Linked DNA regions of Homo sapiens: region 1 is linked to region 2. A link is a contact called in ENCODE Hi-C or POLR2A ChIA-PET data. All regions are on one chromosome and are shown on one strand. Each heading gives the region's core, a stretch centred on a gene start or an enhancer-like site at or near the end of the contact. The rest is flanking DNA. Distances are from core to core; before and after follow the strand shown.

What was found. A loop is a pair of places that touch in the nucleus more often than their neighbours do. ChIA-PET counts read pairs that join two places held with the same protein, here RNA polymerase II (POLR2A). Pooled maps may share reads with other maps.
Region 1: a loop to region 2 is called in a map of PC-3, with 5 times the contacts of the local background. The contact joins two enhancer-like sites. A Hi-C loop is called at or near these places in 1 of 168 maps with a recorded cell type or tissue (PC-3) and 2 of 50 pooled maps. POLR2A ChIA-PET finds 5 or more read pairs at or near these places in 2 of 52 experiments (MCF 10A and naive thymus-derived CD4-positive, alpha-beta T cell).

The regions. Positions count from the first base shown.
Region 1 is chr12:131,735,838-131,742,498 of GRCh38, reverse strand. All of the region lies in intron 7 of SFSWAP (splicing factor SWAP), which reads right to left. Among named protein-coding and RNA genes, the nearest start is that of SFSWAP, 28 kb to the right of the region's middle. RefSeq lists an enhancer at 4,765-5,964. Within about 2 kb of position 5,123, at least 6 of the 41 ENCODE cell types and tissues checked have a DNase peak (open chromatin) inside an H3K27ac peak, as active enhancers do.
Region 2 is chr12:131,607,469-131,614,217 of GRCh38, reverse strand. No RefSeq gene overlaps it. Among named protein-coding and RNA genes, the nearest start is that of LINC02414, 37 kb to the left of the region's middle. RefSeq lists an enhancer at 6,384-6,573. Within about 2 kb of position 4,982, at least 3 of the 41 ENCODE cell types and tissues checked have a DNase peak (open chromatin) inside an H3K27ac peak, as active enhancers do.

The sequences.
Region 1 (6,661 bases), core at 3,874-6,373, 130 kb before region 2:
ACCAGCTATTTGGAATTTTAGCCCACTGTGCTTAAAAGTCACCTCTTTCTGGCAAATAAAACTTTCCTCTAGAAAAAAAAAAGCCTGTCTCTAAACATAACTTACCATTTTCATCAGTGACCCTCAAAGTAAAAAGCTTTCAATTTTTAATGCTGTACTGAGGTTTTGAAGACTTCTTACATAAAAATAGGTTCCAGAGAGTTGTGGGTAAAGAGAGCAAGTGGCTGAAGTGAGACCTGGGCCCCACCATGGAAAGAAGCAGGTGGAAATGCCAATGACCTGCCGTGGGGATCCTGACAGTGAGGAGAACGGGGCTTGTGGACCTGGGGCCCTGCCTGACACATATGCTGTGATACTCAAGAACGTCTCTCCCTGTAGTTCCCTCACTGGGGGAAGGAAATCCAATCTAGGACATTTTTAGAATCTCACAAAAGACAGCAGAGGATAGGTCTTCCCAAGAAGGCTGTTGGAAGGGAAGAAAAAGGTGCTAAGAGAAGGTGAGAGAGCATCAAGGAGAATCCACCCACACCAAGAACACACAGGCTTGCACACCAGGGAAGAAGGAGCACCAGACGGCATGAGACCCTGCACACGCCCCCAGGAAAAGCAGCGGAGGGAAGTAGCATGGCATGTGAATGGCATCTCAGGCTACAGGAGCATGTGACCCGAGGAACCTTTGAGCTCTCTGAGCCACAGATGAATCTGGGAAGACAGGAATTCAACAAAGCACAAAAATAAGGTAACATAACCAAATGCAACAGAGGGGGAGGCTGTGAGGCAGGGTCCAGCAGGCGCTCTCCCTGTTCTTGTACAGCCATCAGCAGAATGGTGTTTACTGTTTTTTTTTTTTTTTTGGACAGAGTCTCGCTGTGTTGCCCAGGCTGGAGTACAGTGGCACAACCATTGCTCCCTGCAGCATGGAACTCCTCGATGCCCTCCCCTCTGCCAACCCCCACACCTCACTCTCCCCAGCAGCTGGGACCACAGGTGTGCGCCATTATGGTCACTTAATTTTCTTAATTTTTTTTGTAGAGACAGTCTCACTATGTTGCCCAGCCTGGTCTTGACCTCCTGAGCTCAAGAGATCCACCCACCTTGGCCTCCCAAAGTGCTGGGACTACAGGTGTGAGCCACCATGGCTGGCCTGGTTTTTACATTTTTAAATGGTTGAAAAAATACAAACAAACAAAATAATATTTTATGACATCAAAATTGTATGAAATTAAAACCCTAGGCTGGGCACGGTGGCTTGCGCCTGTAATCCCAGCACTTTGAGGGGCCGAGGCAGGTGGATCACGAGGTCAGGAGTTCCCAGCCTGGCCAAGATGGTGAAACCCTGTCTCTACTAAAAATACAAAAATTAGCCAAGCGTGGTGTCGGACGCCTGTAATCCCAGCTACTCGAGAGGCTGAGGCAGAGAATTGCTTGAACCCAGGAGGTGGAGGTTGCAGTAAGCTGAGATCGTGCCACTGCACTCCAGCTTAGGCAACAGAGTGAGACTCTATCTCAAAAAAAAAAAAAAAAAAAAAAAAGAAAAAAAAGAAAAAAAAAGAAATGAAAAGCCTCGTATCCATCAATTAAGCTTTAGTGAAGCCCTGCCACACTCATGGGTCTACAACCATCTGCAGCTGCCTCCACACCCCAGGGACAGAGCAGGGGCTGCATAGAGGCTGGGCAGCTGCAGGGCTGAAGACATGCACCTTTATATAGAAAGGCTGTGGGGCCCTGCTGTAAAGCTTAGAAAACCAGCCAAGGATCCAAACAATACCACTGCAAAACCAATGGAATTTAAACTACAAGGAATAAATAGACATGGCTGAAAAAAGTCGCTGACAGGGAAGATGGACACAGTCCTGCTGAGTGCCAAAGAGAAACACAGGGAGCACAGGCTCGAAGAAAGGTGACCCGAACCAAGAGACTGTGTCCTTCAAGCAGAGGCACCAATGCGTGGGACAGGAAAGGTGCTCGAGGCACAACAGAAAAGAACTTCCCAGAAATGAGAACTGAATCTCTGACTGAAAGGTATACAATATAGTCCATGAAAAATGGGCAATTAAGTTAATAAAAGTTAAGGGTAAAGCAAGACTTCCTCAGATGTGTTGGGTCAGAAAGAGCATCCACCTCCCAGGGCAGGTAGGGAAGACAGGGCTGGCCTCGCCCTTTCCACAGCAACGTTCAATTCCACTTCTGAATCCTAGGCAAGCGACTCGGTGCATCGTTCCCTGCAAATTGCTATTTATGTTAAAAGGCAGCTGAGAAAGATTTTCAAGCGTGAAAAAACTCAGAGAGCAGCATAGGAGCAATGAAAGCAAACCAACCAATGAACAAACCCAAATAGGTAGTCATGACCCATCCAGCTACCCCGGGCCACCCTGCAGTGGAAAGGACAGTGTCAGATTCTAGTTCCCAGAGATCTGAGAGGCCCACAGCATTACCCAAGAGTTTTATACCCAGACAAGCCGTCCTGTTCACATAAAGGTCAAAGGCAGGCATTTTTCGACAGGCAGAATTCATGAACTACAGCCCTTGTAAAAACGTACTTGTTTATGAAATTCAAATGATCAAGAAAAGATGAATCGAATAAATAACTCAAAAGGAGAAGCTGTAGGGAAAAAACGAATCCAGTCAACCATAAAACTAAAAGTAAGCAACTGGGGGCTGGGCGCAGTGGCTCATGCCTGTAATCCCAGCACTTTGGGAGGCCAAGGCAGGTGAATCACGAGGTCAGGAGATTGAGACCATCCTGGCTAGTACAGTGAAACCCTGTCTACTAAAAATACAAAAAATTAATCGGGCATGGTGGCGGGCGCCTGTACTCCCAGCTGCTCGGGAGGCTGAGGCAGAAGAATGGCGTGAACCCAGGAGGCAGAGCTTGCAGTGAGCCGAGATTGCGCCACTGCACTCCAGCCTGGGAGACAGAGCAAGACTCCATCCAAAAAAAAAAAAAAAAAAAAAAAAAAAAGCAACTGGGGAATAATAGAATGCAAATACTATTTATAAACTCTCATAATATAAAAATAATATTTCTATACTTTAAAGGAACCAAAGTCATAAATATAGTATATTGACTGTCCTACTCACTCTTAAATATATTTCTATATCAGCATATTCAAATCATTTTAAATGGTTACAAAACTAAGAAGCACTCATATCCTAGCGGTGGCAATGCATATTGACACAATGTTTCAGAAGGCAACTGCTCAGTCACTGGTAATACTTTAAACAAATGCACATACTCTTTGACCTAGCTGTTTATTTTCTAAGATTTTTATCTTGCATATAGAATTATACCACATTAGTGCTTAAAAGTAATAAATAATTGGCAGGGCACAGTGGCTCATGCCTGTAATCCCAGCACTTTGGGAGGCCAAGGTGGGTGGATCACTTGAGCCCAGGAGTTTAACATCAGCCTGGGCAACATAGCAAGACCCTCTAAAAATTTATCTAAAAAGTCAGCCAGGTGTGGTGGCACATGCCTGTGGTCCCAGCTGGTCAGGAGGCTGAGGTGGGAGGATAGCTTGAGGTTGCAGTGAGCCAAGATCACGCTACTGGACTCCAGCCTAGGTGACAGAGCGAGAGACCCTGTCTCAAAAAAAAAAAAAAAAAAAAAAAAGAATAATGTTCATTACAGCACTGGAAAAGTAGAAATAATTGGAAGTCACAAATAATCAAATTATCAATTAATGGAGGGCTGTTTCACAATAAATCTATACAACAGGATACTAGGTAGTTGCTACAGCTAGAAGAGAGAGATACACATGCACTGTTAATACAAAGATGTTCGAGATATATTAAATGCAAAGAAAAAGTTGAATAATTCTAACAAAAATCAGGAAAAATACACAGCTTTAAAAAATATCTACAATGACAACCTCTCAATGTTCTCCTAACCTTTTTTCAGAACTGAATTCTTTAGGCATAAAAGAAACTTTCATCCGAAGTTCGACAGTTACTTCATTTTTAGATTGCAGGCTCTTCTGTTTAAGTAAAATTAAGTTTATTTCCACTTTAACGTAAGTATTTCTAGAGACACATCCAACATTTTAATTGATATTCGTGCATAAAGATGATCTTTGTGTTCCACAGATAACAAGCTTCTTTCTTTCCTTTTTATTTAGCACGATGACCTCAGTGTTTTCCACTTTGCTAATGATGTTCACTAATGGCTATTTCTGGATGGTGGAATCCTGGGTAACATTTTTGCTTTCTTCCTTCTTCTCTTGACATACAATAAAACCATTTTTAAAAATGGGTTTGGAAAGTAAGTAAAGAACTTCAAAGTCATGATGTGCAGGAAAAATATACCATAAACAGCAAAGGCACATTTAAAAAACAGGGATAGAAGCAAGAAAATATCTATAGTAGCCATGCGCAATGGTTTAATTTCACTTCAGATATTTATAGAATATTAAGAAAAACTGAGTTGGCATTTTATTAAAAAAAACCCACAGGCTATCACAGTGGGCAGCATTTCACTATGACTGCCTCCTGCATAATTACTTTTATTTATTTATACTCTTCTATAAGGATTTATAGCTAAATAGCAGAAGACAAGTAATGAAAAATAAAGAGCATGAAAAGTAGTTCATTGTCAGGAAAATTAATAAATGAAATAAATTGTTAGTTTTACACATCTATATTTAATGAGCTTCTAGAAAAATTATTTTATACACATATTTTATATATATATAAAATTCTGCTGGACTTTAAGGAAAAAAATAGATGCTTTTCTTCCCAGGCTGCCAAAATGTAGGAAAATCTCCATCAGTAGGAAGTAAATAAGAAAGAACGACTGAGTATATCCTAAGGTGATTATTAAATACCCAGCGTATGAAAGCCAGAAAAGCTTAGTGACCCAGCAGCCTCCCACGAGACACAGCAGTACTGGGTATGCAAGTCTCTACGGGGGAAAGATGTTACGGGGGCCACTTCCGCCTAAACAAAAACACACTGAGCTGATGAAACAAAATGATAAAAGCACGTATTATTAAAATACAGAGTTGTAAGGAATTAACTCAGGATACCAGTTTAGTCTCAAAATAAGTACCACGTCAATCTGCATGTTTTGAGAGGGTGACGAGTCACGCTGAAAAAATGCAAGCAGCGCAAACGGGCAGGTGAGTCAGCCACTCCTGTCTGCGACCTCGTCCTTCCAGTTCCCCTCTCTGTGCTGGCCACTGGTCCTTCTTACCTGCCCTTTTAGGTGCCGATACAGAAGCACTACAGACACTTCCCTCCCCTTCTGACGTGAACAGACTGCCTCGTGCTGCCCTCCCCTTGAGTCACCTCGCCTCCACCCTCAGGAAGAGCCATTCCGGTGGGTGGCCCTGCAGCGCTCGGGCCCTGGCCCACCCCCAGAGCTCTGCAGCCCACCGCGAGAGCACACCAGAGGGACTCCATTAGTCCTCCACCGAGGATGTGCGTCGCCTCAGTCTTTTGCTACTACTAAAACTGTACTATGATGAGTATCTATGTGGCTATGTTCACCCATATACTAGTAAATGAGAGCAGACATCCTGGGTTGGAGGCACGTGTGTTTTAGACTGATAGACTGCCCGCTGGCCCTCCACAAGTACCACATCGCTGGCACAAATCTACACCCCCACCGACAATAAACGTCTGTCACCTTTTCTCTGCTTGAGTGACAGCTGAAAAATGGCACTCCATTGTAGGTTTTGTCTGCATTTCTTTTATTTAATCTCTATTATTAAGCTACCCAAACTCGCATATACAAAATAACATTCCAACAGCCTAGAAATCTCCGTCTTCTCCTAAGTCTTAGACCTGCACAGTGTTCTGTATGCCTATGAGTGCGCTCCTTTCTACTGTAACACGAAGCCTCACATCCTAACATTCGCTGGAGCTGAGCTGAACCAAAGCGCTGGAGGGGTGTTTACTACGGATTTCAGGTTCTACGGTCGGCGGACACGATGCCTGTGAGCAGGCAGTGAGGGTGAGTCTTTAAAAACCGTATGGGCATTTTTGCCTCTGAATTATTCGCACTGCAGATCTTTTTTCTACTAGACTATCAGAATTTTTTCCTATTTGATTGTAAAAGCTGTTTAGACATACAGGCTTTTTTTTTCCCCTCATTTTTTAAAAAATTAATTGAATATAACTGCTGGCTGAAAATAGATGATTCTTCATTCTGCTGAAGCATCCTTACTTTCCTAAGAATTTCCACAACTGGCATTTACATCTGGAAGTGATTCTGATACTGGGTGAAAGTGAGGCTCTTATGTGATGTTTTCCAAATAGCTCTTTGTGTCTTAGAACACCCCTTCCTGTTAGCTTGGTGTTTCCTTTTCTCCGTCCTTATTTTTATTTGGATCTGTTTTTGGGGACTCATTCATCCCTTCCCACTGCAGGGCCTGTGGATTTCTGTGCTGGTGCCGCCTTGTTTGAAACACTGCAGAAGCTCCCTGGCTGGACTGGTGGCTCCATCTTGCTGTGTTGGCTGGTGCCATGACAAACACCAGGGGAGAAGGCGCGTCTCTTCAGAAGCCTGGGCCTTTTTGCTTTTAACAGTAGAGTCTCTCTTATTTTTTCCAGTTAAACTTACTGTAATTATGTGTTTGATGAAAATTTATGCAAACATAAAATTTGAGTGAGAGATGAGAATTATCATTTCTGTGAAAATGAAGCTGAATACTTTGAGAAG
Region 2 (6,749 bases), core at 3,733-6,232:
TTCTCACTTGGTCTGGAGGTAACACAGGCAGCCTCTCTGCATGGAAGTGTAACTAGTGTCAAAAGAAAAACCTTAGACAAATTAAATTTAACAAAGTTTAATTGAGCAAAGAACAAGTTGCGAATTGGGTCATGTCCAGAGCCAGAGTAGGCTCAGAGGCTCCAAGGCAGCCACATGGTGGAAGATTTATGGACAGAGAAAAAGGAAAATGACCACAGAAAAGGGAGTGAGGACAGAACACGCTGGGTCGGCTGCAGCTGGGACAGAACCCACCGGGTCGGCTACAGCTGGGACGGAGCCCGCCGGGTCGGCTGCGGCTGGGACGGAGCCCGCCGGGTTGGCTGCAGCTGGGCATTTGCAGACCTCAGTGGCTGGCACGAGAGTAGGGTAGTCTGTTTACACATCCACTTAGGTTTCAGTTCTCTATGTACAGAGAAACCTTTAGGCTGAACTTAAAATATGTAAGGAGGCAGCTTTAGGCTAAACTTAATTTAACACCAGGGACCTCAGTTTTAAAAATCACATACTCTCTTTTTCTTCCCTCCCTCTCCTCTCACTCCGATTCCTTCCCTCTCCGGACACTCCCCTGTAGCAATGCACACTCATCTAATTAGATTCTTGCTTAAGAAATTGCAGAGGCTGATCTCAAAACAAACCGGGCACTGAGCCCCCATTGTGGACTCTGCTGCTTAGGGGAAGTCATGACCAACGTCCACCACCACCGGGCCCAAGTCAACATGGCACCATCCAGACCTCCGTCCACCCAAGACAGCCACTGGGGTGAGACACACAGGCCCTGCACCCCGCGTGGCTCCCGTGTCACGTTTCCCAGCTCCCCGTGGCACATTTTAACATTTAAGATGGTGCTTTAGAACACCAGTTCATCTTCTTGGCTTGTTGGCTTTCCGATGAAAGCTGCTTTCCCTCCCACCACCCCTTGGCCCTCATGTCTGGCTTTTGAGTGGTGAGCCGTTGAACCTGGGTTACAGAGGGTCCAGGGCCCAGCTTGTCCCTGAGGTTCAAACCCAGCAGGCCCCAGGCGGCTGTCACCAGGGACCCAGCTATGGTCTGAATGCTTGTATCTCCCCAGACGCATCTGTGGAAATGCTAACCCCCAAGGTGATGGTGTCAGGAGGTGGGAACTCTGGGAGGTGATGAGATTATGAGGACTGAGCGCTTTTTCTGGGGTTAGTGCCCTTCCAAAAGGGACCCTAGGAAGCCCCCAATCCCTTCCACCATGCAACAATGTAGTCAGAAGGCGTCGTCCATGAACCAGGAAGTGGTCCTCATCAGATGCTGACTCTGCCAGCCTCTAGAATGGTGAAAAATAAATTTCTGTTGTTTCTAAGCCACCCATTCTGTGGTTTTGTTTCAGCGGCTCAAATGGACTGACCAACACGGATTCTAATGTGGCTTCTCGGGGTGGGGGGCCGCGTCCCATCCCTGCTCTGTTTAAACCCAGGGCTCTGCAGCCTCGGCTGCCGTGGTCCACATGGGTCCCCTCGAGGGCCACAGTCCACCCAGGTCAGCCTGGGCAGAGGCCAGAGAAGGGGGCCGAGGCGGGGGAGAGGTGGGTGAAGAAACACTGGGCGGTCCATTGGTGACAATCGGAAGACCTCGCTGATGGCAGGGGTCCCTGGATTCTTTGAACCAGGGGACACGCGGCAGACCTGGCCACTCCCCCTACATGGCAGCAAGTGCCGGGCTGGGCAGCCACCCCCAGATGCTCACTCCCTGCGGGTCCCATAGCCTGCACAGGTGCCCCACTGGTGCCACACCCCTGAGTGTGGGCACGGGGCCTGTGCCCTTCCCTCTGCTCCATGTTATCAGCACAGTGTGGATGAGTGTGGGTCCCGAAGTGCAAAATGAGAAAATCTTCCCCCAGTGCTGTAGCTCCACCCAGCCCAGCGGTAACCGGAGAGCCAGCGGCCCTGCAGCAGGACCCTAATGAGAACTGCGCCTGTGGCAGGAAGGACACCTTGGGCTGTGTGTACACGTGTAGACAGGACACGGGGACATAGACGCTGGATTCCTGCTAACATCACAGCCTCAGGCCCCAGGCAAGAGAGGGTCAGGTCAGGTCCCCAAATGAGCAATTAGAGAGGTTACTTTCAAGTGGAGAGCCAGTGGCGAAGTAACTTAATTCTGCAAAGTGTCGTGACTCAAGACTCAGGCAGGTGGAAGGAGCGGGTGGGCGGCTCACAGCGGAGTGGGGAAGGGGCAGGATCCCCACGATGTCAGCGGCCAGGTGGGGTGGAGACCGAGGGCAGGACCCCACCCCAGGGGATTTTTCCAGGGTCTCGACAGCACCACAGGCTCACCCCATCACGATTTGGAATACGTGGCCCTGGGTTTCCTCTGGGCTGGTGGGCCATTTGGTGGGGCACAGAGCCGGAAACAAGTGCACCATGGATCATGTGGCATGGCTGCAGGGAGGACAGGGCCTGGGGGGCACAGAGCCAGGGCACAGGGAGCCTGGGCCTTCTTGTGCAGGTGGGTGGGGCCATGCTGGGCAGGGGGAGCAGGCACCCCTGCCTGTACAATGGATTGGCACAAAGGACCCCTGAGTGGACTCAGCCCACGTCAGAGCCGTTTCCGGGCAGTTGGGTGCAGGCTGGATGGAACCCCACACACCACGTGTGGACTCAGCCCACGTCAGAGCCGTGTCCGGGCAGCTGGGTGCAGGCTGGATGGAACCCCACACACCCCGTGTGGCTGAAGGGTCTCTGGTTGGCTTCTCTCTGCCCCAGCCCACGTGAGGCACAGTCAGCATGAACTGTGGGGCCTCCGCTCTGCTGAGCCCCAGGGCTAGGTCTGCAGAAAGCAGAGGCTCATTTAGACCCCAAACACCCAACTACCCAAGGCACCAAGACTGGTTGGCTGCAGAGGAACTGAGACCCAGAGTTATTTTTAATGAGTGAAATAGAGGAGACGGCTTCGTCTCCGTCTTCCTGGCCCAGACACTATCTCCCTCCCATCTCCACTGTGCACACCCGAGCCGCAGGCACCATGCCCTCATTCCACAGGCACTCCAGCCTGCCCTGTGAAGGCTGCTGCTGCTGTAGCAGGTGCCTTGGAGGCTCTGCCCTGCCCACATGCCGCTCCTGTTCCAAGAAACAGCCCACAGCCCGACCCTGCAAACTAGCCAGCCTGCAGTGCGGCCCACATCTCCAGGAATCTGCTGTCCACTGGCGCCTTCCGCCACACCTCCGCTGTTCTTGAGAGCATCCTTGGGCTTCAACTTCCCCATACTGTGCTGCAGATGAAGTTAGTTTCCTTGGGAAGAGACCTGGAGCCCTCACTTTTACCCTCCCCTGGGCAAAATCCCTGAGCCTCCACTCTGGAGCTGGAACTGTGTGTAGGGACATTGCCCGCTTCCTGCCAGGTGTCACCATCCTGTCCCATCTTAGGGACCCAGGACTCTATCCAGCAGGCTACGGTGTGGGAAGGGATGCTGTTTAAACAAGAAGGCAGAGGAGCTGGCAAGCGGGCCCAAGGGGTGTCCAGAGAAATGGGAGGAAAACCAGGAAAGTTTAATGACAGAAAAGGCAAGAAAAGAGAGGGTGCCAGGAAGAGGAGGCCGGCTGCCCCCGCTCTCCCTTGCAGGTGGCTTTGTCATCTTTCCTCTGCTGGTCTGACTTCTCTGCCCCTCTGTCCATGAGGCAGAAGGTGCTCCCCACCCAGCACACAGCCCCGAGATTCCTCATATCTTGCTTACGAGGCAGGCTCAACCCGAAACAAGACTCTTGGCGCCCAGGCCAGGTGGCCAGGGAGAGGCCTGCTTGTGTCAGAGGTCATCAAAGGTCCAGTCAACTGTGCCCTGGAGGGTGTGGCCTCCTCATAGACAGGTGGGATCTGGGACCACTGCGGGCAGCCACTCTCCAGCTCCTTCAGACGAACCTGCTCCAACGGACCCAGTGTTGCCATGGGCTATAAAACGGGGGACACTCCTGTCCCACTGCAGCTCTGCAGGCTCTTGATTAATTTCTGAGGTTGACCATCAGAAGCTTCACATTCGTGGACGAAGACAGAGAGGGCCTCCACCAACAGGGCTACAATGTTGTCTTTTCATGCCTTGTTCCCTACCCGTTGGGCAGGTGAAGCCACGGCTGTTTCTTTCATGCCGCTCTTAAGGCTATGGGAACACAAGGCCCACATCTCCTGTTTTGTAGCTGAGTTCTCTAAAGCTTTCCATGATGGCCCCACCGCCCTTCTCTCATGATCAAAGGTGCCAGCGTCACCAGCCGCTTCCCTGGGATGCCCTGCATTGCTGCCAAGGAGCCAGGGATGGCTTGGGGCCGCCTTCCCACCAAAACCCCACAGCGAGGTCCCCAGAGTCTCTCATGGTTTGCTGCAGGCAGCCACATTCCTGCCTCCAAGTACTGATTTTTGAGACAACAGAGCACAGCATTAGGCTTCAGATGGATTAGCTAGGTGCGCTAGCCTTCCTCAAAAAGCTGCTGGAACAGACAGTATTGCATTCATGTTAATGGCTGAGTAGTACCCCTTGGTGTATAGACACCACGTTTTCTTTATCCATTCAGTAGCCGATGGGCAGCAACTCGGACGGAGCTGGGGGCATTATTCTAAGTGAAGGAACACAGGCGTGGAAAACCAAAACCACATGTTCTCACTTGTCAGAGGGAGCTAGGCTGACTACGCGAAGGCGTACGGAGTGATGTAATGGGCTCTAGAGGCTCAGAAGGAGGAGGGCGGGATGGGGCTAGGGATAAAAAGACCTACACGCTAGGACAATGGACACCCCTTGGGTGACGGGGGCACTAGAATCTCAGAATTCACCACCACACAATTCATGCATGTAACAAAAACCACCAAAATGCTATCGAAGTAGAAAAAAAACCTGTAAAATACAAAAAACAAACCAACTTCTTTTTGTTTGGAAAATCAACAAATTTGATTTTCCTGTTGTGTCTCTGACCACAGCCTGTCTGGCGGGAGGAGTCGGTTGCAGGCTGAGCAGGAAGGGCGGCCCCAACCTCCCCCTGGAGGCCCGTCCTGGAACTGCGTGTTTCTGTTCCCGCAGAACCACAGAAGCCACGTGTCAGAGTGAACATGGGGTGTTGGCTTGGCTCCCCCAAAGATTTTAAAAGCAGAAACTCTCCAAGCAAAATATCTGCGTTGTCTATGGTGGAACTTGCCTTAGTGATGTTGCTGCATTCGCCAACACCTGCTCCATATCAAAGACAAAATAGTGGTGAGGAGGTGTGGGGATACGAGAGACAATATCCCAAACTGGGCTTAAACATAAGTGATCACACATGGTGTGGCGCTTTCACATAAATTATGCGCGTTTCCATGGAAACAACGCAGAAATCAGACGAAGGCAGTACATGCCAAATATAAAGTATTTAATTCTAAACAGTAACAGATTTTAAACTGTTTATTCCCAGAATTGCTTCAAATGGTCACATGGCAAAAACAAATGCCATTAATGTGTTTTTGCTTCTCTCTCATTTGTCCATTGCATTGATTTCCTATGAAATGTAAATAAAACAATTAAAACAAAATTGATATCGAATGCAACTGAAGAGAAGTAAAAATCGCAAGCCCCAGTGGTATTTTTAATCAGAGCTAACCCATCATAGATGAAAATTAAGGAAGAATTTATGCTAGGACTGTAATGTTACTAACTGAGGACCTTCAATTCTTTATTCACCTATTTAAATGATCTTTGCTGGACATTTCTAAGAGTGAAATTCTTCATTTACAGTTTCTACCGCTCAATTTTGTAATAAAACAAAAATGTCAGACCATCCAGACACATGAAAGAGCCAAAATGAAGTATCCCACAAAGACTTTTGGAAGGTAGAAAAACAAACAAACAAACACAATTCATCAAAAAAACCCCAACCTACTGATGTTGAGAGAAATCACAAAAACAATCTGAGGATGGATGAATGACAACCAGCCCCTCCTAACCTCCCAACATGGTAACTATGATAAATTACCACCGGTGACAGTGACTCACCCTCCACCACTGCTGGAATCCGTGGCCTATACACAAAAAAGTCTGGAAAACAACTTGAAGGACCATGTGTGTGAGAAAGAAAAGGAATTCTGTGTGTAGGGGAAGATGCCTCTGTAAGGTCTGAACAGCCTTCCTGAAGGCATCCCTGGTGCAGTGTGACCACGGATGACCGCACCCGACCAGCCACTGCATGCAAAGTGAGATCTTATGGCTGTCATACTGAGCATGCACTGAAACCGGTGACCCAACACCATTGGGTCCCTTCCCTGAGGCACCTGTACTCCGTGTGAATACACAAGACACACAAAGGTTGAATTAGTAATCTCATACTGGTGTTGGTATGTTTATAGTTCATAAAATACCTCCGCATCCTTCATGTTTGCTCACAAGTCTGTTTAATATTAAATGAAATCACAGATTCTCAGAACTGGAAGGAACTTCAGAGGACAGCTAATCTGATTTCAACTGACTCAAGACAGGCTTAAAAATAGAAAATGAAACAGAAATTCAAAACAATGAAGACACAGGCAGTACAGGAATAGCTGTCAGTGGATTGTACAAACACTCACTTCTCTTCCTCCTAACTCCCACAGAATCCCCCAGGTAATGTCGGATCCAAAATCTACCTCTATGATTCCACTGAGATTAGGTTGAGATGAGTTAATGCCAGAGTTAAACCGGAATAGAATACCAACTGGCAAGTTTGAGAGGGTGACTGGGAAGAATCTGAGAGGGGAAACAGATGGACGTGGCCCTCCAT